Linked DNA regions of Mus musculus: region 2 is linked to region 1. The links are chromatin loops, found by intact Hi-C in ENCODE. Cell type or tissue: left cerebral cortex. All regions are shown on one strand. Each heading gives the region's core, and the rest is flanking DNA. Links, peaks and the distances in the headings are about the cores only.

What was found. Peaks named below come from ENCODE experiments on the same cell type or tissue, not always from the same donor. Only the 100,000 strongest peaks of a DNase experiment are listed, where the experiment ranks them.
Region 2: it touches region 1 in a loop (2.2-fold over the local background); 7 of 42 quality-filtered maps call a loop at or near these places.

The regions. Positions count from the first base shown.
Region 1 is chr10:117,144,149-117,154,873 of GRCm38, reverse strand. It overlaps Frs2 (fibroblast growth factor receptor substrate 2), which reads left to right and starts at 6,400. Exons shown (of 10, transcript NM_177798.3): 1 at 6,400-6,482. In left cerebral cortex, for the core only: a CTCF peak has its summit at 4,591; DNase peaks (open chromatin) are centred at 4,548, 4,701, 6,301 and 6,880; H3K4me3 peaks cover 2,645 bases; H3K27ac peaks cover 1,392 bases.
Region 2 is chr10:117,084,930-117,095,654 of GRCm38, reverse strand. Frs2 (fibroblast growth factor receptor substrate 2) reads left to right here. Exons shown (of 10, transcript NM_177798.3): 5 at 10,532-10,623. Among named protein-coding and RNA genes, the nearest start is that of Cct2, 26 kb to the right of the region's middle. In left cerebral cortex, for the core only: a CTCF peak has its summit at 5,958; no DNase peak of the experiment used is centred there.

The DNA.
Region 1 (10,725 bases), core at 1,549-9,548:
TCTCCGGCACCTCATAAACTCAGGTTTAAGTCGTCTTTTGCTACATAGTGAGTTCAAAGCCAGCCTGGGCTACACAGTTTGTTCAAAAAACAACAACAAGGGCGGGCGAGGTGGCTCATCAGGTAAGAGCACTGACTGCTCTTCCAAAGGTCCTGAGTTCAAATCCCAGCAACCACATGGTGGCTCACAACCATCCATAATGAGACCTGACACCCTCTTCTATTGTGTCTGAAGACAGCTACAGTATATTTATGTATAATAATAAATAAATCTTTTTTTAAAAACAACAACAAAACAAAATCCATTGGTCTTGATTAATTTGTTGTCTGTGCTTGCCTTTTTGGGATCTCAAGAGCTGGCATCCAGGAAAACTACTTTCAAACTCTCTTAAAGTACTTTGGAATAAATAGTTATGACAAGAGTCTGTACCTCTTTCTTTTAAAATATCTATATTCTCTTCTGTCCTGGTGGCCCCCAGACTTAGTGTCTACAGTGAACACTTATGAGAGGGAGCAACTCACTAACCTTGACGAGGAAGACAGTGGTGCCTTGTGCCAGATGTGTGCCAGATGTGTGCCAGAGTAGTTTAAGTTTCAAGAGTTGGCAGAAAAAAAAATTTTGTTTTTGTTTTTGTTTTTGTTTTTTGTTTTGTTTTGTTGAGACAGGGTCTTGAACCCCTGGCTGTCCTGCCTCTCCTTCTCAAATTCTGAGGTTACAGGTAAGCAACAGCACTCCAGTGCTTTAAAAACAACAACAACAACAACAACAACATCATCTTTACTGTGGTCCTGGGGAGTCAAACCCAGAGGTTTGCCCATGGCAGGCGAGCAGTCTTCAGGCTGAGCTATATCCCGAACCTCAGTTTTAAAGCTTTGAATTGATACAGCTGGAGAGATGGCTCTGAGGTTAAGAGCTGGGTGGTTCTTGCTGAGCACGGTGGTTGGGTGTCCTCAATACCAGCACCCAGGAGGCAGAGACAGGCAGGTCTCTTTGAGTTTGAGGTCAGCCCGGTCTGCACAGTCAGCCACAGTCCAGCCGGGCCAGCTAGGGAGACATAGTGAGACTCTGTCCCAAAAAGCCAGCAACAGAAGAGATGGCCCTGTGGTTAAAAGGCCCTGGCTGCTCTTTTGGAGGACTGGGTTTGATTCCCAGCACTCACATGGCAGCTCACAACTGTTGTAACTCCTGTTCTGGGGGTGGGGCTGGGATGGAAGTAGGGGTGGGGTTGGGGGTAGGGGTGGGGCTGGGGGTGAGGGGGATGCCTTCTTCTGCCCTTTGCAGTGCATGCAGATGGTAAACAGAAAACACTCATCCATATAAAAACAACCAACCAACCAACCAACCAAAAAACAGCCACAACAAATCCACAAATAACAATAACTACCACTACTACCAGTTACCTCCAAGAAGACCATGAACTGCTTTCCCAGGGAACCCCAAGTGTCCCAGGGACCCTAAGTGTTCCCAGGACCTATATTGGGTGGCTCATAATTGAAAGAGACTTAAGTTCCAAGGCATCGAAGGCCTCTGAACTCCTTGGGAAGCTGCTCTCACGAATATACGTAGCCACACACACAGACACACGCCTACACGCATCATTAAAAATAAAATAAATCTTGTGGGTGGAGAAATGGCTTAGTGGTTAGGAGCAAAGGATGATCTTACAAAGGATCTGGGTTCAAGTCTCAGGACACACATGGTGGCTCACAACCACGGATAAGTCTAGTTTCAGAAGATCCAGTGTCCTCGTCTGACTTCTGTGGGCACAGAGAACAAATCCATACACATATAAAAAAAATTAAAAAGAGGGGAAAAAATCTTAAAAAAAAACCTTTTGAGCTTATTTTATTTTTATATATTTATTTATTGGTACAAAACGATGGGTCACATACGTTCCAGAGCCATTTTCAAACCTTTCTGCACCCACCTAGAATAAAACAACTTATGTATTGTACACAGTTCGAGTAGCATCCTTTGCAGTACATTTCAAGCACGTGTGCCAAAGAAAGGATCAAAGTTGAGGTAAACAATGTGTGACCATCTTTAGGTTTAAAACGAAACAAAACAAAACTCTAGTTAAGCATAGTGACACTTGTCCATAATCCCAACCCTTGAGAGGTGGAGGCAGGAGGATTAAGAATTGGAAGTTAGCCTGAACGACATAGTAAAATCCTGTCTGAAAATAACTCTGCAACATCTAAAAAGCTCTTAAGGCTGAGAGATTTGACAGTATCAGAGTAGGCAGTGAAAAATGTCTCAGGGAAGTCTGGAGCCCAAGACTGGTAAGCTGGGTGTTAAAGGCCCAGGCCTGTGTTAAAACAAACGAAACATAAACAAAGACCGCCATTATCTCCAGGCCTGGCCAAGGGTAGACGCTGAAGTGCACAGCTCTTTTGTTTAACAAACTGCCTTAATGGATCTGGGAAGAGGTGCTTTGCAGAGACTGGGTCCTCGCCTTGTCCGTTCCACCAGGCATGGGGTCTGTGTGATTGGCACCCCCTTGAGCAACACTCTGGCTGTCTTCTTTGTGAACAGTACCCCCTGGGATTGTGCAACCTGGCCATTAAGTCAGTAAAGACGACCCGGAGTCTGGCCTGAGATAAAGATTAAGACCTAAATCCTTCTACATAATAAAATAACAGGAATTTTTAAGTCTTCATTGGGGCGGGGTGGAGGGGTGGGTGGGTGGAGGCAGGGGGGTGGAAGGGGCTTAAATGGAAAGATTAAAAAAAAAAGCAAGCTTTGGATTAAATGTGTGTTTAGGGTGAAGGTGGGCTAGCATTTGGTACCAAAGTGGGGGGTCTGTGAACCTTGTGTCACTTAAATTACAAGTTTGACAGGGTAGCGGGGAATGAAACCCAGGGTGTTGCGCATGTTAAGCCTACTATCATTGAGGCATACCCCTGCTCCTTGATTTTTAGTCAGGGACTTACTATATATAGTTCAGGCTGCCTAAACACTGGGGTGACAAGTACACATGTGGACTGCCTCCTTCTGCTCTCTATGTAGTCAACAACAACAACAACAACATGTAAGAGCCTCTATCAGCTTCTATATCCTTTAGGAGACACTGTCAAATGAAGTTAAACACTTTTTTTTTTTTTTTGGAAGGGGAGTGGGACGCTCTTCTATATGAATCGGGAAGAAACAACAAAAACTCCAAAGCCCAGGCTTACAAATGTGAGCAGTGTGTGTCTAAACGCACAATACTATACTTTTTTTAAAAACTGTTTTTCTTCAAAGAGCTGAAAGCACTTTTATTCCCTCATTTCTTCTGACATTCTAGTGTGGGCAGGGCAGATTTATGATAGCATTATTTATAGATGGGAGAAATTGAAAATAAAGATTAAATCGCTTACTCAACGCTGCGTGGCTGGGGTGGTGGAGCCGCTGGAATCTCCTTCTGCAGGCTCCAGCCACAAAGTGGGACGCGCAAGAGCTTTGGAATTAGAGGGATCTTTGAGCAATGCTGTTTCTACCCCGAACAAGAATGTGGCCTTAAGTCAATTACTTCACCTAGGCCTCGGCTATTCTCATTTGTAAAAGTAAGACCATAAAACCTCACAGCACATCGAAGATTAATTCAGAAAACGCATGTAAAGCCTCCAACACGGAGCAGGTTTCAAGGAAGATTTGTTTCCCCACCCCCACCCCCACCCCCACCCCCACCTCAGAATCATCTGGTTCAGTTTCAGTAAAAAAAAAAAAAAAAAAAAAATCCCCCATTAAAACTCACTTTCCCCATTTTTATCTCCCGTGAAAAGAAAAAAGATAAATAAAAATGTTCCAAAATGTCGTTTAGTTAGGCAGGAAGCCTCTCTCTCTCTCTCTCTCTCTCTCTCTCTCTCTCTCTCTCTCTCTTTCTGACTAGGCGTGTGTAACTCAGTGACATTTGCTTCCAATGGCCTTAGAGACAGATTTGAATCCGCAGCACTACAAAACAACACTCCTCTCCTCCCAACAAGAACAACAATCCCGGGTTGCCGAAGGTCCTGAGTTCAAATCCCAGCAACCACATGGTGACTCACAACTACCCGTAATGAGATGGGACGCCTTCTTCTGGTGTGTCTGGAGCGAGCAGGGACTGAGTGAGCAGAGTTGACCGGAATAAGTAGAGGTCCTAAAATTCAATTCCCAACAACCACATGAAGGCTCACAACCATCTGTACAGCTACAGTGTACTCACATACAATAAATAAATAAATCTTAAAAAAAAAAGAACAACAATCCCATGCTGTAGATTTACCACAATTAAGAAAAGAATATGCAAAAGATAGGCTACTAGAATGCTGTAGTTCTTTAACTGGACGTCTTATCAGATGCGAGGTGGGGGCGGGGAGGTTGCGGAGGAGGGGCTCTTAAAACTAGGGTTGTTCTGTCTAATCTTTGGAGTTACAGCTTTACAAGGTCTGGGCGGGGCCTGGCAATTTGCATCTTTAATACATTCCCAGGTGATGTGGAGCTGCCAGGCTGGCCGGGGACACACCTCGAGAAGCCCTACCCTGGGTGAGTGAAAGGGTTGGGGATGGAGCCCAGCAATTTGTTTAACAAGCCCTCCCGGTGATTGCGAGGCATTTTCAAGCCTGAGACCTGCTGGCAGCGTGGTGAAAAGCACCTGAGAACACAGCTTCACTTTTAAATCCAGGCTTCACCACTTACCAGTTACGTGACAGGCTGTGATTGAGGGTTCCCCTCACTAGGTCTCTGGGCTCTGTGTGTGTGTGTGTGTGTGTGTGTGTGTGTGTGTGTGTGTGTGCGCGCGCGCCCCCGCACGCGCGTGTGCTGCCCTTGGCGCGCACTCGTGCTCGTGTCTGGGATTGGGGGGTGGAGATGGTAAACAGCTAGAGACAGCCTAAGTTTTGTCTGTGCAGGGTCTTTTTTTTTTTTTTTTCTTCTTCTTCTTCAGTCTACTAGGAGGCATGAAAGGCTGCTTGAACTTGAGAATTCTGGAAGTGTTTACAAACACTTCTGCAATTACATAAAGCACAAGGCAGTACTTTATATACAGCAATAGTGATGGCATTGTTTGCATCTTAAATTTGTAATAAGGGGTTTTCTTTTACTCTGCCTTTCTCAAAGCAGATTGTCTTAACACTTGTCCCTGCAGTATTTAACAGACACTATGCATGCTAAGAAACTCTTTTCTTTTTTGCTCTTCCTTTTTTCCTCCTCCTCTCCTTCTTTTTGGACAAGAGTCTTGCTTCATAGTCCTGGCCACCTTTGTCTGGAAACTCACTGTAAAGCTTAGGCTGGCTAGAAACTCTCCGGACTCTCCCTGCCTCAGCCTTTTTAGACTGCTGGAAACAAAATAGCTTGTCAGGTTTGAGCCCTTTTCTTCCATGTGGGGCTTTGCTTCATACTGAAAACCTGCCTTTAATATTTGATGTTTCTTGATTTTGTGACAGAGCAAATCTTTTAAGATCGTCTCACTTCTTTGCCTGACACTGACTCTGTAGGCTCTCATACTGTCTGTCTTTGGTAAGTTTCAAAAGTGCCCAGGTCTTCTCTATTGCTAGTTACTGGTTAGGTATAAGAATTGTGCGGACGTACTCAGTCCTGGGTACTTTGAAATGCTTACTATTGCGTTATGCATTATATTATTTTTAACGTCTACAATCCAGAGATGAACACGACACACACACACACCAGGGTGAAATGTAAAGAAACAGGATCCTGGCACTAAGATTGCATAGCCCATCATCTCAGCCTTTGTTTAAAGTGCAAAGGATGACCCATATAGGGAAATAATTTGGCTCCCGTCTTTGAATAATTTGAAAAGTCTTGTTTGGGGCAAATGAGAGTTCTACGCATACCACAAATTAAAGTAAAACCAAGAGCCAGCATATGTGGTAAAGTCCGATACTTTGGCCGATTTCCTTCTCTGTAAGACACAGAGAATAAAAGCACCAATTTCCAGGAGTTTGAAGGTTATTAAATGAGTTAACGCCACCGAATCGCGTAATAAATGCCCTGTCTACCACGCCGTAAGCCTTCCTTCGATAAATGTCAACTGCATTTTCACGCGGGACAGAAGCGAGAAAGGATAACACCGCCGGCCGGTCGGCAAGCCGGTGAATGCTCCGGGCTCGGCGAAATTAGATTCTCCGGGCCCCTGTAGAATTAAGTAGAAGGGAGCGATCCTAACAGGCGTTAAAATAAGGGGTGCCAGCGGTAGCTCGGGGCCCGCGGGACCACAGGGGTTAGCAAGGAGCCCGGGGGCGGGGCTCGGGGGCGGGTCCGCTGGCGCCCGGAGCAGAGGCCACGCCCCTCCCGGGAGGGCTGGCAGCTCCAGCCTGGGAGCAGTTCCGGTGCCAAACCCCTGCCCTCCCCCGCTCCCCCGGAAGTGCTTGTCTAGGGTTCGGGCTGGAGAGAGGCCTTGTAGACACAGGCGCCGAGGCTCCGAGCAGGGGGTCAGGTCGCGGGGAGAGTGAGGAGCTCCGCGGCTGCCACCCCGCGCCCCTCGCAGCGCCTTCGCGCCGACGGTGAGTAGCCGGGGACGCCGAGCGGGGCCTGCGCTGGGCGAGCGAGCCTCGGACCCGGCTGTCCGCTGCAGGTTCAGCCGTCGGGGATCCGGGGAAGGGGTTCGTCGGCCGCCGCGGAGCGCGCGCGGCCCGCGGGCCGGGAAGGGGCGCGATGCGGGGCCGCGGAGTGGGCGGGGCGCAGCCGGAGCGGGGTTCCCGGAGCCGCGGCCGCCCGCAGAGGGGGGACTCCGTAGCGGGGCCCGGCCGTCGGCGCTGCGACCCCCTCTCTGCATCGGGCAAGTGGGCTCGGTGCCTCCGCTGTGGGGTCTGTGCACTCGGACGCTGGGGACCGGGACAGCCAGACTGCACTGGACATCAGTGTCCAACTTTCGTCGCCTCTTGGATCTGTCCCCTCTTCCCGTCTCAGTAATTATCCTGTGTCCCAGGGGTGTAGTCAGTCCGAGGGTGGGGCGCTCCCTGTGTGGATGCTGGCGATCTCTTGCGGGGCTTGCGTCGGGGTCGCCGGAGGTTCGATTTGGACTCGGCTCGAAACTTAACTGGGTCTGGATGCCTGCGTAGGGTCGGTCAGTGAGGCAGTACCATTCCTCGAAGGGTCTTTGCTCCCTTGCAAACTGAAACTGTTGGGAGTTACTTCTTAAAAACAAAGATTTGAGGAGATTCGTAGATTCAGAGGAGTTTCCCCGTGTTCTTGCTGACGTTAAAAAAAAAAAAAAAACCATGCTATTCTGTAATCAGCCTTCCGAATTCCTGCGCTCATCCGAAGTCACAGTTGTTAAGACTTCAGTCGGGACCTTGCACAAGTTGACTGCAAAAGGCTGGAGAATTGTATCCTTTTTTTTCACCCCAGTTTGTTTACTTTCATACTTGGAACTGTCATTTCTTGAGCTAATTATATATATGTGTATATATGTGTGTATATACACACACACACACACATATACACACACACATATATATACACACACATATGTATGTATATTATATGTATATATATATATATATATATATATATATATATATATATAATTTCCCTCAGTTTCTCCTCGGAGGTTCTTCGTGTAGTCCAGTTGTGGGAACGCGGGGTGGGGGTGTTCCCACAGCGGGACAGAGGTGTTTGTTGATTTAAGCATATGAAGTGTTTAACTCCAATAAACTGAGACTTTCCTAGAGAAGAAAATCTTGTAGGCACTGTTAGTAAACTGAGTTTAGGTGATAAACTACGGATAAAAGGTTTGTAGGAAATAATGGAGCTATTTTCCGCTTTTATTGAGTTTTAAATTATTATCAGATAGTTTATTTGTTGCAAATGACCTTGTGGTGGTGTCAATATACACAAGTCATCTTCATGAAACCAGTGACATTATCTGCCCTTATTATGCTTACGTTAGGATTTATACTGTTTCTCTCTCTCTCTCTCTCTCTCTCTCTCTCTCTCTCTCTCTCTCTCTCGTACTTTCTCTTTCGACTACTGGAAGGGAAGATATCATGAATGAGGGGAATGATTTGAAGTGACGAGTTGCATATACTGTCTTATGCAAAAGAAAAGTTTATTTCATTAAAAAACAAATTCTCTGTGTGTGTAATGCCAGAGGTGAACCTAGACTACCCAGCACCATGATCATGATGATCCTTTTGAGACAGGGTCTCCTGAGCCTGGAGCTTGTACTTCCGGCTGGGCTGCTTGGCCAGCAAGCCCCAGGGACCGTCCTGTGTTTGCCCCATGTCCCCAGTCCAGGTCTACTGGTTATCGGCACATGGCCCAGCATCTAGTTTATAATGGAGGTGCTGTCGGTGCCAGTTCAGGTTCTCTCACTTTCTCAGTCAGCAAGCACTCGACGTGGGAGCAGTCTCCCCAGCCCCTCAAATCTCTGTCAAGGTTGTTGATAATAAACAAAGGGGGTGTTTTTCTAGCCCGTGGGAAAGTGTGAGTGAAGATAAGTTGTAGTGTTTAGACTCGGAATGATGCGGTAGCCCCTTAGTGTTTGAAGAACTCAGTTGTTCAGAGCCCAAGATTGGGATGTTGAATTAAAGTCTGGAAAATGAGTCAAGTTAGGTTTGATTATGTATTTGTTCTCTGGTTATAGTGTGTTTTGAAGGGAAAAAAGTATGGGAGTTATAAAAGCAAAAAAAGGGAATTGGTAAAAATCAAATACTTTCGGGCATTATAACTTTTAACTATTGCTCAAGTCAATTCAAATGACATTGAGCATTTTCTATGCGTCAGACTCTTTAGTGAACCATGTAGGGAAAACAAAGCCAAAGCCATTAGAACTTGGGATTCATGTTTTGATAATTTTCCAAGTGTGTTGAAATTGTGAAGACTTGAATTGCACTGTCTAGGAATGCTAAACCTCCCCTGGATTGGGACTTAATGGGAGGGGGGGGGGCTGTTGAGTGCTTCACGAAGAACCGGTGCTAGGCATGCTGCCTCACCAAGAGGAAGCTGGGCTGTGGAATGTGAACCTAGTGGGATGTAAGATACTTGTACAAAAGTTTACAGTATAAGTAAGTATCTGTCTGAATGTGGTGTCATGCTTGCAGTGGCAAAGGAGTGGCAAGGTGACCCTGTTCACAACAAAAGACTCTGAAAGCAAAAAGTGTGTGTAAATCCTTAACCACATAGATGGGCTTATCTGAAGTTTGCACTTGTACAAAAGTGAAGTGTTTGTTATAACTTAGGTCACGTGTCACAGTTGAGACGGGAACACTTACGGGTGTGGGCCAATACTGTTAGTTACTGGGTGCTGAGTTCTGTTATGGTTGTGTTTTCTCAACAACATAGAAGCTTCTTTCTTTTAGACAGGGGTCTCCCTGTGTAGGCATCTCTCAGAATAGTCAGGATACCGCCGTGTCACACGTGTCCAGTCATTCCCCTTAAGACTTATGTGGCTAGCAGAACTGTCTATTTGAAGCCAGATCTATCTGCCTTGTCAGAAGCTGGTAGTTCTACTTCATGGTGTTGCTTCCCAATGAGCTTCTTTTTATTTAATGTAGTTTCTGAGACAGGGCCTCCTATCTCTCAAGACTTTGGATCTGCAGTCTCGACCTCCTTCCTCTGCTTGGGATTACAGACATGTCCCACCATACCCTGCTCTTAAACTGGCAATCTTAAGTTGACTGAGAGTTAAAGTCTTCTGAAACAAAGATTCGGGAGGTAGGATTCCTGGATAAAGAAGGCCTTTCAGATTAAGAGAACGACAGTTTTGGAGATGAGAAGGGTTCATGATGTGGAAAAATGTTAGTGTCCCAGATGACCTGGATGGTTTATTTTGGAATTAGAGATGAAGTTTGCAATTTAAGTCAAGGCTGGATTGTGGAGCTTGCTTAGAGGCTATATTTAGAAGCTCAACATTTTGAAGAAAACAAGAAGTGTGTACCTTGCAATAGTTTAGTGTGCAGAATGATTTATTATGGCAAGCTATTAATATACGACTGTGCATACTGTGAGTGGTGCTGGTGGAGCGAGAACGAGGGCCCAGCAGGCCAGGAGGAGAGCTGTAGAGGAGGCAGGGTGGAAAGCTACATTTTCTAACTGTGGCTGTTGACAGTTGGACCGTTAACTAGGAATGTGAGCAAGGAGTTGCATAATTAGGTTTCATTTTTTCAAAGATACGGTAGCCTTAAATCCACAGCTCTGCCCTGACCTGCAGAGAAACTGTGGTTACCAATGTATGCTGTCAGGCCAGGCGTGCTGAGGGTTTTTTAAGTTATTATTATTAAATATACTTACACACAGGAACTATTTAGAAGCTTTGCCAATGTAGGTTTTCAGTTCGAGAGAGAGGTCAGCGCTATTTTATATATATAGAAAATACAAATAGATTATTCAGATAGATATGCTAGTTGAATCTGTGTGAGGAGATGAAAGTGCCAAGGGAGTGTGTAGAGGGAAAAGAAAATCACAACAGCAGCTGCAGAGCCAAGCCTGCATTTAAAAGCATGTGCTTATAACGAAAGAGACAGTAAGTAGACTGTAGTGTACAGTGGGTAAGGAGTTTGGTAATCTGGGTTGTTTCCTTAAACTATAAATTCAGATGGTGGAGAAAGAAATCTGTTCATTAAAATTCCTGTCAAGGAGCTGTTGAGATGACTCAGCACTAAAGGTGCTGTCGCCATGTCTCATGACCCAAAGTTCTATCCCTGCCACCCCCATGGTAGAACACCAGCTTTGCAAGGTGTTCTCTGACCTCCACATGCAGGCCACTGTGACTCACCCTCTTATCGAAGACACACACACACACAC
Region 2 (10,725 bases), core at 1,854-9,853, 60 kb after region 1:
GTTCAGTAGCTCAGTGATGCTGGAAGTCTACCCCGGGGTCTCTCTCTTGCTAGGAAAGTGCTTTCTTTGGGCTTTGTGTCTGAGAGTCAGACAGAGGCTGTGATATTGAAAAGTTAGCACTTTGTGATTCCGATCCCTTGTGGTAGATCAAGGCGTCAGGTGTTAAATTTAACTGAAACTGAACTTTATTTTTGAAACTTGAGAGTTTTAATAGAAGAGTATGGTTGTTTTAGGTAACTTTTTGTTTCATATTCTGCTCAGAGTCTTGTATGATCTAGCTGGATGTACTTTCTTAGTTACTCAGAGTAGGTTGAAGCTGTACACAAACTGCTACCGCAGAACAAAAGTGCTGATGCGGATGAATCAAGCCCTGTAATGTGGACTGAAAGGCAAACCTCTTCTCTCCCCCTCTTGGAAGAACAAGCACTTTCCTTGCCAATGAGGACTGACTTTAAGTGGACCAGCTGTCCATGTTGGGAGCATAGGGTTGCTAAGGGGACCAGGGCTGTTTGCAGCAGAATGCAGCTGAGAGGGCAAGTTCTTGCTGTGTGAGCTGAGGGAAAGAATGTGGTGTGACTGTGCATCACTCCTAATCACAGAGTGCTGTGTGGGCAGCATGGAGACGATGGAGACGATGGAGACGCAGGGCTGCGAGCCCATGCTGTGTGCAGCCAGAAGCTCACCGGTCACGGGCAAATGTCTGCCTGCCTGAGAAACAAGAGTGAAGGTCTTTTGCTTGATGACATAAACGTTCATTATACCCAGTTTTAAAAAAGTATTTGGCATACATGTTTACGTGTTCCATCTCATCCTTTTAGCTGTGGATACAGTGTTGATAAGTTCCCAGTTTAATGATGTGTTCTTTGCGGTTGTATTTCTTTGACTTGACACTTTAATCAGGATTGTTTGGAAAGCCCCATCCCCCATCTTTGCTATTCTAAGTCCTCAGACCTCAGCCTCCCAAGTAGGTATGACAGCAGGCTTGCCCTGCTGTGCCTGCCTTAGCTGTTTCCCTCCCTCGCCCCACCATGTTATTGCTGTCTCCAAGGAAGAGCTCGCCTTTGTTTGTCGTTGTTTGTCTACTTGTTCTTCGTTTCTGAGCCTGGGTCTTATTTTGGAGTTTATAGGCCTGCTCAAGCTCATGTCTCCCCAGCCTTTGCTTCTGAGGCTAAGGAGAGCTTATCTTTGTCTGTATGTGTGTTTGAGACAGTCTTTCCCAGAATCTGGGGCTTGCCATTTTGGCTAGGCTGCCTTGCCCGGAAGGCAAGGGGGAAATCTTTCTGTTTGTGTCTCTCCAGTGCTGTGGCTGTAGCCACAAGCCTTCATTCCCAGCTTTTTAGGTTGGTGCTGGGGATCTGACCAGGCCTCCATCCTAGTGTGGCAAGAACTTTACCTGCCGAGCCATCTCTTCAGCCATGTGAGACCCTCACACATTGTTCATCCTCTAATGCATCTACAGATAGGTTCTGGTGTTGCATTTAGTAAACCATGAGATGATTTAAAGGGAGCTTACGGTTGGGAGCACGCCAACTCTTGGAGAGAGCTGCAGTTGAGTTCTGAGCACTTGGGTCAGATGATTGCCACCTGTACTGCCTGCAGCTCCAGGGCATCCAGTGACTTCTCTTGCCCTGTACAGGTGCGCATACACAAATGGCTTTCATTCTTAGAGATGCACACCCATGCAGAGAGAGAGGTACATCAGCATGCTTCAACTCTGACACACCTTTACTCTGACATGAGCACTGTTATGCATACTTAAGTAAACTCTACAGTAGACACAGACTGGCACCTGTATTGTTTTGGTTTTACTTTTTCCTTCTCCAATTCCAACATGTATGGATTCTTTCGTGTTTTGTTTTGTAAGGCAGTGTCTGATGTGTCTCAGGCTTACTTCCAACTTGATTTGTGTCATAGATGGCCTCGAGCTTCTGATCTTCTGCTTCTACCTCCCAAGTGCTGGGACCACAGGCGAATGCTACCGTGTTCCGTTGATTTAGTCCAGAAGATGGAATGTAGGGCTCCACGCACTTAGGCAAGCGCTCTGTCAACCGAGCCACAGCCCATCCCAAAGACAGACTTCTCTTTTTTTTTTTTTAAGATTTATTTATTTATTTATTTATTTATTGCATATGAGTACATCACCATTGCTCCCTTCAGACACACCAGAAGAAGGCATCAGGACTCATTGCAGATGGCTGTGAACCACCATGTGGTTGCTGGGAATTGAACTCAGGACCTCTGGATGAGCAGTCAGTGCTCTTACCCACTGAGCCATATAAACAAGGCATAAGAGGTAACATTACCATGAGGGGTAGTGGAGCAGTCACAGCCCTGTCAGCCTCACATTATTTAAGTCTTATTGCCCAGGCCGGCTTCAGCTAGAAATCCTCCTTCCTCGGCCTCCAGAGCTGCCGCAGCACGTGGCTCTTTATTTTCTTAGGCAGATAATCTACTTGATTTGACAAGGCTTTGTTTGATTAGTTTTGTAATTATATAATTTGAAGGGTAACTAAAGAATTAAAATAATTTGACCTCTAAATTCATTTGCCTCCCTGATGTTCCACAGCAGATCTTGATAAGCGTTGCCGCTGCCCCAAACAAGCAGCAGGTGATCCGTTCACAGCCCTCCCCGCTCCCACAGCAGCCCTGAATTTCAGTGTAGGATGACGTGAGCTGTCTTTCATTTATAGTTTATCTTAGAAAGAAGTCAGGCCAGTTGTGGTGGTGCACGCCAGTAGGATTTGCTGAAGGAGGCAGAGGCAGGAGGATCATGAGTTGGAGGTTAGCCTGGACTGCACATTTTAAAAAAGAAAGAAAAAAGTCAGGCTTTCGTGGATGAGTAGGTTTTGTTTCTGTGTGCTCTGCTTTACTGCACTGTCCTGTCTTGTCCTGAACCATTGCTCACAGAGATTTGTCTTACATATCTATCTGTGAGTTCAAGGCCAGCCTGGCCCATAGGTGAGTTCTAGACCCTGCCTCAAAACAAAGTCCTTAAAAAAAAAAAGAAAAGAAAGGATTGCATATGGCTCCAAGCCCCAGCACTCTAGAGACAAAAAGATGGAGAGTCTGAGGCAGCCTGGACTACGTAGTGAGTTCCCACCTGAGCCACATGGTTACGTGTGCCCTAGCCTAGGGCTTCATTCATACTAGACTACTACTGTACCCACTGGGCTGCATGCCCAGTGCCCTGGAGCGAACCTTGGTTTTTTGTGACTTTATTTTTTGTTACTTTCTCTCTTGCCAAGAAAGAGACTATGCTCCAGTTTTATAGGTTTAAAAATTTTCCTCTCATCTATTTGAAACATGTCTATTAAAAAGTGGTGATAACTATTTTCATAAAATTGTATTAATTTAAAATTACCTCTTCTAATCTCAGTATGAACTTTTTAAAGATCTATTTATTTACATACTTTATGTATATGAGAGCTATTTTTGCATGTGTGCCTGCATGATAGAAAAGGGAATCAGACAAAAGAGGGCATCAGATCCCATCACAGATGGTTGTGAGCCACCATGTGGTTGGTTGCTGGGAACTGAACTCAGGACCTCTAAAAGAGCAGCCTGTGCTCTTTACCACTGAGCCATCTCTAGAATCCTCTCAGTATGAATTTAATTCTGCATTTTTATGCTAATTTTTCACAAACTTTTTGTAAAATTTAGTCAAAAGCAGAATCCTGTTGGAAGTATGTCACATAGGAAGAGCACGCCAGGGCCTGGAGGTGAGTGTTAATTGGCACTCTCCCTACAGGAGAGAGAGTTACCAGTGTCCTTTAGGGAAAGATGGATCCTAGACTGGGGCAAACAAGCAGGACGCACAGGAGTAAACCCTACAAAGATGGGAATGTGTTAAAGGGGCATAGGAACCAACGAAAGCCAAAATTGAAATCATTTGCTTAACAAAGTCATGTAATGTAGTTTTAACAATACTCAGTGTAAAAGAAATATCCATGGGTCAGCAGTGGGGTAAATATGTGACTGGGTAGAATCAAAGCGGGGAAAAGACCGTCCTCTTGTGCAGAAGAATTCCAAATGATTGGCCAGTGCCACAGATAAAGCCCAGCAGAGAGACTGCGCACCTAGCACACTAAGCAGCTAGACAGTGTTCTGTGTTCAGAGAGAACTGAAGCTGCCCCCAACACCCTCTCCTTTCTTGTGTGTCATCCTGGAGATTGAACCCAGGATCTTCTGTACAGTGGGTCAGAGCTTTCTCACCCACCCACCCCATAATGCAGTGGAACTCCGCCCCTTGAAGGCTAACAACTGTACTTGTGGAAAGGCCTTGTGGCCCACACCACCTTTTACCTGCCCAGGCTAGCCTTAAGCTTAAAGTTGCCCAGGCTAGCCTTACGCTGAAAGTTCTGCTGTAGCCCCTTGAGTCTCCTGAGGGATTGCAGCCTGCATCGCCATGCTTGGCTTCCATACTGTGTGGGAAGGAGCTGGAGTGGAGTAGCTTCTAGTGGAGAAATGGCAGGCCCAGCCCAGCCAGGTGACCAGGCCAGCAGCATCAGCCACAGTCGTGCTGATAGTGTTTCAAGGGCTGTAAAGGTCTATCTCCTATCTCCTATCTCCAGTTTTCCCAACCTCATAATCCTCGTCTGGTTATAAGAAAGACAGGAAACAAATTCCAGCAAAGAGCTTTATAAAGTGTTTAACCGAGCATTGCTCAGAACTGGAGGAGTCTCCAGAACTAAGGAACATTGGGAGAAAATGTTACAGCCAAGAGAAGCCTTGAGATTGTAGGATTACATAGAAGTATCTTGGAAGGAATGGAAAAACTTATGTAAAAGCTAAGTAAAGCCAACAATTAAGTATACTTTAAAAAAATTAAATTGTTTTTTGTTTTTGAGAGAGGATGTCACACTATAGTTAGGCTGGCCTGGAACATACTGTATAGCCTAGGTTGGCCTCAAATTCATGGCAGTCCTCCTGCCTTGGCCTCTTGGATGTTGGGATACGGAGTAAGCTCCCATGGTGGTCTTAAGTGTGTACTTCAGTTGTTCCGGCACACCAACAAGCGAGCCGTGTAATGTAAGGTGTGAGCAGCAGAGGAGGTGGGCACGGGTCTGTGGGGTCTCCCTGCACCGTCATCCTGGGGTGTCTTGAAAGCTCAAGCCTTTCATCCCAGAAGAGACGACCTCAGACTGTTTTTGAAAGCCATAATTTAAATAATGCCATGCTGTTGAGCAGTCCATGTTTTTATTTTGTTTTATTTTAAAATTAATAAATACAGTAAAGGAATACTTTGCCCTGGGGTCCTGGGTAAATGGTTCTTGTAAAGAGGCCCTCTGAAGGCATAGTCATGAATGTGGGGGTTCTGGGTTTTGTTTGTTTGTTTTTTTAAAGTCTTAATCCCTTTAGAATATTTCAAGTTTTTGTTTATTTATTTATTTATTTATTATCTTCAGGTTAACCAAAATTCTTATAAAATACTGACTATATTTCATACTAAATTTTTTTGCCTGTGTTTATATTGAGTTTCTGTTTGTGTTTAGCTTAACTTGTAAAAGAAAGGTTGGAGCGTTAGTGTTGCTAATGTGACTAACCCTGCTTTCATATAAAAGCAGCCCTGTTGTAATTCAGGTGGAGGAGTTTGGGTTTTCATCTACAATAATGGTTTTGTACAATTTTTTTCTTCCTAGCAATAAGTTTAGCACAGTTTTAGTAATTTAAGGAGGGCACTGGTTGCACGTGAGTAACATTTACTTTGCAGAATAATTTCGCATTAAACTTTGAATGCTGTGATTACTCTTCTGTTAATAAAGCAAACGTCATCAGAGCTCTGGAGAGCACACAGCACTCACTGCTTTCTAACTCGGGGGTGTGGGGAGAGGAAGTGTTCTGAATATTTTCCCTTACCACAGGATTTTCTTAGTATTGACAAAATAAACACATTCATTTCTGGCATTTTAATTAAAGTGTGAAAACACATATGCTGCCAATTCCAGTCCTAAACAATCTCAGCCTTAGTAGTAACTTACAGGCTGTACAGTGACTGTACCACTAGGTGAGAAGATGAACTGTTTATTCATGGATTTTTTTTTCAAATTTTTAGTAGATAGAAAACTAATGGGAAGAAACTAATATTCATAAACTATTATTTCAGTAGTTTATGATGTTCTACAGTTACTTTCTTTTTTTATTATTTGTACAAATATTAGTTTTAGCTGAAGTAACTATTTTTAATACACCAAAGGTTATCACTATGTAGACCAGGCTGGCTTTGAACTCACAGAGACCCTCTTGCCTCTGCCTTCTTGAGTACTGGGATTAAATATATATACCACCACACACAGCTCATATTATTATTTTTAAAATAAATTTAGGGGTTTTTTGTTTTGGTTTGGTTTTTGTTGTTGTTGTTGTTGTTTTGAGACAGGGTTTCTCTGTGTAGCCCTGGCTGTCCTGGAACTCACTTTGTAGACCAGGCTGGCCTCAAACTCAGAAATATGCCTGCCTCTGTGCCCAGCTATAAATTTAGTTTTTTATGTGTACGTGGGGTGCTCACATTGGTCAGTTAGTGTTGGATCCCCTGGAACAGAGTTACAGATGATTACCAGCCACCGTGTGGGCGCTGGGCACTTCATCAGATTCTCTACAAGGGCAACCAGTGCTCTGCTGAGGGAGCTCTCTAGCCACTATTTGTTTCCTAAGGTTTCAAATAGAATTATACCGCTTTTCCTGTCGCCCTTCCTTTTACCCTTCCCCTGCTAGTGACTTTCTTCTCTTTTAACTATGTCCCTTACACAGGCAGAAGACAGACAGACAGACAGACACACACACACACACACACACACACACACACACACACACACACACGTCACCATGCAGCCTGCTGAGTCACTGGCATTACCGACATGCACAAGCACATGTGTCTAGGGTTGAGCACTTGGTTTAAATAACAGTCAGGGCCTTGTCCCCGGGAAGGAAGGCTGAATCTTTTTCTCCGAATTGTCAGTTGCTTGTAGCTCTTCATCTAGGGTGGGGCTCCATGAGATTTCTCCTATCTCAACTAGAATCTCAATTATTGTTGAGATTATTCAGGCCTTGTTTAGGCAGCCATGTTGTTGAGATTTCATGGGTGTAGTTTCCCTACTACATCTAGAAGGCATGTTATTCCTTTTTAATTTGACATAGTTGATAGTGGTAGTGTGTGTGGGGGGGGGGGGGCGACTTAGCAGACATTGGTTCTCCTCCCATTGGATTTCCAGGAACAGTAAAAGCAGAGCTTTATTATCTATATAATCACTTCCTTTTCACTGCACGTGTATTACATTCAGGTCTGAGTCATTCATCAGTGGAGAGAAACCAAAGAGATTTAAGAAGTCACACAGAGGGCTGGAGAGATGGCTCAGTGGTTAAGAGCACTGACTGCTCTTGCAGAGGTCCTGAGCTCAATTCCCAGCAACCACATGGTGGCTCACAACCATCTGTGATGGGATCTGATGCCCTCTTCTGATGTCTGAAGACAGCTACACTGTGCTCACATACATAAAATAAATGTTTAAAAAGAAAGTCACACAGAAGATCTGAATCAAATCAAATGCCCACGACACCCATGGTCCAGTGAGTTGTTGTTCTTCATATTGGGAGTGCTTTAGTTTGTTTGAGACTGAGAATGTATTTTCATGTACAAAGTATGCTTTTAAAGGAAGCACAACATTTTTACTATCCAGTACACCTCAAATAGTAGGTATTTGTACTGAAAGTTTTTTTAAATTACTTTATATCCTGATACCTTCACATACATAGTCCCTTTCTCAATGCCCCTCCCCCCCTCTGAAAAGCAAGCAAATCCACATAATACATTGTTAGCTTTGCTAACAGTCAAAACAATTAACACATAAAGTGATACAATGGACTGCAGTGGCACTCAGCTGCCATCTCAGTGTGCAGGAGCAAGAAGGAGGGGGACCATAAATGACAGCAGCCTGAGCTGAACAGGGGACCCTGTCTCACCCCCCCAAAACAAACAAACAAACAAAACAAAACAAAACAAAACAAAAAAAGAAAAAAAGAAAAGAAAAGAAAAAAAAAAAAAGCCAGGTGGCGGCGGCGGCACACGCCTTTAATCCCAGCACTTGGGAGGCAGAGGCAGGTGGATTTCTGAGTTTGAGGCCAGCTTGGTCTACAGAGTGAGTTCCAGGACAGCCAGGGCTACACAGAAAAACCCTGTCTCGAAAAACAAAACAAAACAAACAAACAACTCAAAACAGACAGTAACAAACACTATATACACCAACTTCAAAAGGAGGCCAGAGGAGCCGATGTGAGGCACAGCCGTTACTTCATGGACAGTCAGGCTGATGTCTCTGAGCTACAGAGTAAGTTCCAAGACAGCCATAGCTACATCGTGAGACCTGTCTCAGAAAACAGGCAAACACACAAAATGTGAGTAAATGTTTTTCAAAGATTTAAAATGGAACTTTGAATTGTTTTTAAGTCCTTATAGGTTAGCATACTGATTCTGTAATATGTTCATCTTCAAAATGGATTTTTCTGTTGGTTTTTTTTTTTTTTTTTTTTTTGCCACTCTTGTTTACTTACTATAAACTTACTCAGTGTGGAAGTGGGCAGATGCTGAGAGCCCCCAGCAGAGAAATAAGGAAGAACGGTCTCTCTGAGTAGAGTTAAAGCTTTGAGAAAAGATGTAGACAGTGGGAGCAGAGCCTCAAATAAGAGGAGTGCTTTGTGATCGGAGCTGTGGGCACTTGTCTCTTTCTGCATATGTGTACTCACACACTAATGTATTTGAGTGCTGGAGAATGGAAGAGTATATAGAATGGGGCTTCTTAAACATTTTTCATTCATGACCCCTTTTGTGTGAGAAAGTTTCTTATAACTATAGGTGTATGTTTATGAAATAAGTATACAAAGGAAACAGTTACTGATAATAAATCAGGAAGTATTTATTTATTTATTTATTTATTTAATGGTTTTTTGAGACAGGGTTTCTCTGTATATCCCTGGCTGTCCTAGAACTCACTCTGTAGACCAGGCTGGCCTCAAACTCAGAAAGCTCCCTGCCTCTGCCTCTGGAGTGCTGGGATTAAAGGCGTGCACCATTTTTTGGTATACATATAGTTTTACCAAAAGCAACTTTCCATGCTTATTTCTACATAAAAAATAAATGTTGGGTGAATATGCGAAACCACAAGACACAGAATATCAAACATCTTCATAGTTGGTTGATATTTGTAATAATCGGTGTTGAGAATGTTCATACTTGGTATGAAAGTGGCAAGAGGGGGCTGGAGAAGATGGCTCAGCGGTTAAGAGCACCGACTGCTCCTCCCAAAGGTCCTGAGTTCAATTCCCAGCAACCACATGGTGGCTCACAACCATCTGTAATGGGATCTGACGCCCTCTTCTGGTGTGTCTGAAGACAGCTACAGTGTACTTAGATATAATAATAAATAAATCTCTTTTAAAAAGAAAGAAAGAAGTGGCAAGAGTATGTTTAGAACCATTCCTGTCCTAGGCCACACCACAATTTACTGAACAACTTCTATGGCACGTGAGTGAGCAGCTCAGTCAGCGTTCTCTAAAATCAAGCTTCCCGTCCGGTGCGGTCAGAGATGGACTCACTGGGCACTTACCTGTGGGGGTAAAGACAGGAAAGTGCTGTCTGTTTCTATAGTTAAGCCTTTATGTTTGTACAGGGGCAGAAAACTGTGTGGTCCATAGAAGTGCTGCAGTTCCCAGCACTGAGCGTTCCCCGGCCTGAGCCGAGGTGTTCCAAGCTGTATTCCCTGATGTTGGGGAACATGGATAGTGAAGTCACGCATTACACTGCAGTAGACTACTGTCAGAAACACCTCACACTCATTGCCCATTTGATACTAAAGTTAGTTTCGCTCATTGAACATTCACACACTTTGCCTGGGGCTAGCAAGCCGGCTAGTAGCTAAGAGCACTGCTGTCCATGAGCAGAGCCAGGGTCCATTCTGCTCAGAGCTGTCTATTTCAGCCCCATGGGATCCAACACCCTCTCTGGCCCGAGCACCAGACATGTTTGTGGTACACAGATGAACATGCAGGCAAAACCCATGCATATAAAATAAAAATAAATTTTAAAAACAAAAACCGGGTGGAGAGACATCCCAGCAGTCAAGAGCGCTGTTGCTCCTCCAGAGGATGCAGGCCAGAGGCCTCACACCCACATGGCGGCTCTCAACTCTCTGATGCCATGGTTTAGCCTCCACGGGCCTCATGCATGCACGTGATACACAGACAGACATGTAGACAAAACACATGAACATACATTAACATAAAAATGATTTTTTTAATAAAACATTATGTGAAATTCTCAAAGAATTAATTAAAAATATATTTAAAAACTCAAAGCAAATCCCCTTTTATTGTTGTCACATATTTTTTGAGACCTATAGTTTTTAAGAAGCCATGTTGTCTTTGAAAAATGGTGTCTCAGGGCTGGACATGTGCTTCAGTTAAGTGCTTGCACTCAGCACGGTGACGCACGCCCTGGGCCCAACTGCTGGAAAGAGAGTCATTTTTTTTCTGTTATTTCTAGGTTAAAGTACCAAACGAAGACCTGGTATTTTGAAATATGATTAATCTCCTGATGCAGCATCAGAGGCTAACAATATTAATGGCCAGATCTAGGTAAGTTGAAATTTACCTTACAAGAAAGAACCAATCGACATCATTTTGTTGAATGTAACCACGTTGTGTGTTGATTTGCTGACTCCCCTATCCCCAGAAAAT